Regions from separate parts of the Homo sapiens genome. Here region 2 is linked to region 1. Evidence: read pairs that join two places in POLR2A ChIA-PET (ENCODE). Cell type or tissue: GM12878. All regions are shown on one strand.

Region 1 (2,500 bases):
GGAGCCCAAGCTGAGAAGGTATGGAGGTAACCTGGGGCTAGTGGGACTGAATTGGGGTTGTGTGTCCTCTGTCCCCTCCATGGCAGCGTGGGGTCTATGAAGCCTGATCCAAGAAAAAGCACCAAAAGAAACAGTGAAGAGCCACTGCCTCCTTCAACAGGGACCCCGCGTATGGAGCCCCTCAGAATGGAGCAAAAAGTGTGAGGATTGGAAAACACACACACACACACATTTATGAAGCAATCAGAGAAGCTTGGTGATATTTAGGAAATTCTTTTCAGGTTTGCTAATGGTAATGCATTCATTTTAAAAAGTCATTTTTAGAGGTGCAGAGATAAAATAATATCTAGAATGTACTTAGTAATTACTATATTACTAATATAGTTGCAGACAGAAGAAGCGAAGTGAGGATGCAGAAACAAGATTGGACCCATATTGACAACTGTGGAAGCTGGGGATGGAAGTCTGTTACATTCTTCTGTCCATGTTTGTATGTAGTGGAATTTTTCATAATAAAAAAATGTAAGTGTATGTATCTAAAAGGGGGACAAAAAAACTTGTCAAGTGAGAATTACTCAGCAGGAACACCAAGGAAAGGAGGCCATGGGAGTAGAGATGGTGATACACACTTCGAGAATCATCCCCTCAAGTGCCTCCCTGAAGTGCTCTACAGCCTCCCTGAAGCTGGCTCTACAGGCAGAGAGGCAGCCCCCTAGCACTGGCCAACTCCCTAGAGTGCTGGCTGATGCTCCATCCACCCCATCCCTCAAGACTGGCAGGAGGAGGCAGAGGCCTGGCAGAGGCTGTGGGGAGACCCCAGCAAGGGCCCAGGGTGGGAAGTCCTCCTGACCACACAACAGAGTGGAAGGTTAAGAGGCCCCACTTCTGGTCTGCTGTGTGATGGAGTGCAAGCCCCTAGCTGACCCTGCAACTCAGTGACCTCAACTGTAAAATGGGGAGACTGCTTGGCCTACCTAACGCACAGTGAAATAATGGAAGTGAAAGCACTCTGAATGCATCAGGGCCTTCAGAGAGCGTGGGTGGCTGTTTTTACTGGTGGCCGTAGGGGGCCAGAGAAAGAAACCCAAGCAAATACTATCTGGGCTGTAGTGCCAGCTCTGCCTGCAATGAGTGTGTTGTGTGACCTTGGAAGAGTCTCTTGCTATCTCTGGGCCTGTTTCCCTGTCTGTGCAGTGAGAGGGACAGGATCTTCTGGGTCCCTTCCAATTCAGACACATTGGGACCAGAAGCTTGGGCTGTGTCTGGGTACACCCAAAGGGTGACTAGGGTTGGGGGGAGCAGAGAGAAATTATCAGAAGGCTTAAGAGATGAAGGCTGAGCCATCAAAGAACACGCCAACTTTCCTGGGTTCATCCCAGGGAAAGTGGAACAGCTCAGTAACTTGAAGCCAGTTGTGGCTGGCAACAGGTTCCCCAGTCCCAGGCTACCCCACAAAAATCATCTGGAGGGAAGAATGTTCCAGCAATGCCCAGATCGAATACCAACCTCTGGGGTCCAACATGGCCTTCTCCCTCTCCCCTCCACCCCAAGCCCCACGTTTGGTATCCACACCTCTCGGACCTGGGACCCAGCATCCCAGGTCCACCAATGACAACAGCCCTTCCACACTGGTCCTCGCTGGTCCCCTGCTCACATGGGCCGCACTGGGAAGGGTGGGTGCGCACAGCCCACATCAGACACAGTCCACTCCGGGGGTTGCTTACTAAACAAATACCACACAAGTCACAGGTTTCTGTTTCTTTCCTTGCGCAGGAGGCTCTATCCGGAAGCAGCACCCTCAGCCCCAAACTCTCCCCATCACGCACGGGGCTCAGGAACCCTGAGCCATGAAGCCATGGGACACCCCTTCCCCACTTCTCCAGGCTGAACCGGTGAATTTCTGGACAGGAGTGTGGGGAAGGTTTTCACTGGACCAGCCTCAAAGGGTGCAGTGTGGGGCTGGCTACCAGGCTGGACCCCTGGGTGAGCTTCATCTGCCCAGCCCGTGGGCATTTGTGCCTGGAAGGGATCTGTGCCCCCTACAAGCTTTACTGCACTAGCCCCCATACACACACACCCACACACACATACACACACACACACACACACACACACACACACACACACACACACACACACACACACCAGACATATGATCTCAAAGTAAGACCGGAAAGGAAACTTGGCGACTGCTTCTCCATGTCACCAAATCCCAATCTCCCCCCGTACACACACACCACCACCACCGCTACCACCACCACTACCACCACTAAAGCTGACCTGAGCACACCAGCAGCAAAGGAGCCGGGGGAGGTGGGCGCAGGGGGCCCGGAGATAAGGGGCTCCCTTCCCCTCCAGTTTCCCACACAGGAGGCCCAGGCGTCCTGTCCGCCCAGAGCACAGGCTTTCACTGCCCGCTGCGACTCCTCTACAGTAGAGAGTGGGGCAGGGGCGCACACCAATTCTAGGTGAAGCCACAGTCACCCTTCCCCTAAATCAA
Region 2 (2,500 bases), 250 kb after region 1:
GCATAATATATTTTTTTTTTCTGAAGTGTAGTGTCTTAATTTGCTCATTTGCTTATGGAACTATGGGTTATGTAATTTCCTCTCTGTGCATTCAAAACATTAAATTTTTTTTTTTTTTTTTGAGAGGGAGTCTCAGTCTGTTGCCCAGGCTGGAGTGCAATGGTGTGATCTTGGCTCACTGCAACCTCTGCCTCCCGGGTTCAAGCAATTCTTCTGCGTTAGCCTCCCCAGTAGGTGGGACTACAGGTGTATGCCACCACACCTGGCTGTTTTGTATTTTTAGTACAGATGGGGTTTCACCATATTGGCCAGGCTGGTCTCGAACTCCTGACCTCATTATCTACCTGCCTCAGCCTCCCAAAGTGCTAGGATTACAGGTGTGAGCCACCACGTCCTGCAACATTAAATATTTTATTAATTTCATCTTTTTCAAGAAATCCTTCCTGGAGTCTTCTTACCTGTTTTAATCTGGACTAGTTGCTCTTAAGGCCAACTGTATGTCTTAGGATCTAAGATTCCTCTTGCCTCCGTCTTCTTTTCTTTTTTTTTTGAGACTGAGTCTTGCTCTGTTGCCCAGGCTGGAGTGCAGTGGCGCGATCTCAGCTCACTGCAACCTCCGCCTCCCGGGTTCAAGCGATTCTCCTGCCTCAGCCTCCTGAGTAGCTGGGATTACAGGCACGCGCCACCACGCCCAGCTAATTTTTGTATTTTTAGTAGAAATGGGGTTTCACCATGTTGGTCAGGCTGATTGCCTCCCTCTTACGTTGTATTCCCTGTTGCTTGGATCCTATGTCTTTATGTTTTCATAGTCTATTTCATTACTTTGGTGGAGCACATTTTCTAGCAGCTGCCTGAGAAAGGCTGCATGGTGGATAAATAAGATCTTGCAAGTCTAAAAAGAAATCTTTCTTTTATTTTCCCACTTCATTTATAATTTGCCCAGGTATTTAATTCTGTGATAGAAATAATTTTTTCCTCAATTAAAAGTACTGCTCAAAGTCTGGGCGTGGTGGGTCATGCCTGTAATCTCAACACTTTGGGAGGCTGAGGCAGGAGGATCACTTGAGCAGGAGTTGAATACCAGCTGGGAAACACAGTGAGACCTTGTCTCTACAAAAACTAAAAAAAAGTGAAAATTAGCCAAGCGTGGTAGTGCACACCTGCAGTTCCAGTTACTTGGGAGTCTGAAGTGGGAGGATTGCATGAGTCCCAGAGGTCAAGGCTGCAGTGAGCCCTGATGGCGTCACTGTACTCTAGCCTGGGTGACAGAGTGAGACCCTGTCTCCGTGAATGAATGAATGAATGAGTGAATGAATAATAAAAGCACTGCTCTGTTGTCTTTGTAATTACTTTTTATTTTATTTTTTTTTTTTTGAGACGGAGTCTCACTCTTTCGCCCAGGCTGGATTGCAGTGGCGCGATCTTGACTCACTACAACCTCTGCCTCTTGGGTTCAAACAATTCTCCTGCCTCAGTCTCCTGAGTAGCTGGGACTACGGGCGCCCGCCACCACGCCCAGCTAATTTTTGTATTTTTAGTAAAGACAGGGTTTCACCATATTGGCCAGGCCGGTCTCGAACTCCTGACCTTGTGATCCGCCCACCTTGGCCTCCCAAAGTGCTGGGATTACAGACCTGAGTCACTGCGCCCGGCCGTAACTTCTTTTTTTTTTTGAGACGAAGTCTCGCTCTGTCACCCAGGCTGGAGTGCAGTGGCAGGATCTCAGCTCACTGCAACCTCTGCCTCCTGGGTTCAAGTGATTCTTCTGCCTCAGTCTCCCGAGTAGCTGGAACTACAGGCATGTGCCATCACGCTTGGCTAATTTTTTGTATTTTAGTGGAGACGGGGTTTCACCATGTTGGCCAGGATGGTCTCGAGCTCCTGACCTCATGATCTGCCTGCTTCGGCCTCCCAAAGTGCTGGGATTACAGGCGTGAGCCACTGCACCCGGCCTGTCTTTGTAACTTCTAATGTTGCTGTTAGGAAGCCCAGTGTTGCCAGGTGCCATGGCTCAGGCCTGTAATCCCAGCACTTTGGGAGGCCGAGGCAGGCAGATCACAAGGTCAGGAGTTCGAGACCAGCCTGGTCAGCATGGTGAAACCCCATCTCTACTAAAAATACAAAAATTAGGCGGGCGGGGTGATGTGTGCCTGTAGTCCCAGCTACTCGGGAGGCTGAGGCAGGAGAATTGCTTGAACCCAGGAGGCAGAGGTTGCAGTGAGCCGAGATTGCGCCACTGTACTCCAGCCTGTGCGACGGAGTGCGAGACTCTGTCTCAAAAAAAAAAAAAAAAAAAAAAAGAAGCCCAGTGTTATTCTGACTCTTTTTTTTGAGATGGAGTCTCGCTCTGTTTCCCAGGCTGGAGTGCAGTGGCGCGATCACTACCTCTGCCTCCTAAGTTCAAGTATTCTCCTGCCTCAGCCTCCCAAGTAGCTGGGATTACAGACAGCACCACCATGCCCAGCTTTTTTTTTTTTGAGATGGAGTCTCACTCTGTGAC

Evidence for each region. Peaks named below come from ENCODE experiments on the same cell type or tissue, not always from the same donor. Only the 100,000 strongest peaks of a DNase experiment are listed, where the experiment ranks them.
Region 2: POLR2A ChIA-PET joins it to region 1 with 5 read pairs; 2 of 35 experiments call an interaction of 5 or more read pairs at or near these places.

What each region holds. Positions count from the first base shown.
Region 1 is chr17:47,734,200-47,736,699 of GRCh38, reverse strand. All of the region lies in intron 1 of TBX21 (T-box transcription factor 21), which reads right to left. Among named protein-coding and RNA genes, the nearest start is that of TBX21, 2.2 kb to the right of the region's middle. In GM12878, no CTCF peak of the experiment used is centred here; a DNase peak (open chromatin) is centred at 1,019; H3K4me3 peaks cover 2,500 bases; H3K27ac peaks cover 2,500 bases.
Region 2 is chr17:47,483,943-47,486,442 of GRCh38, reverse strand. It overlaps the pseudogene MRPL45P2. Among named protein-coding and RNA genes, the nearest start is that of NPEPPS, 46 kb to the left of the region's middle. In GM12878, no CTCF peak of the experiment used is centred here; no DNase peak of the experiment used is centred here.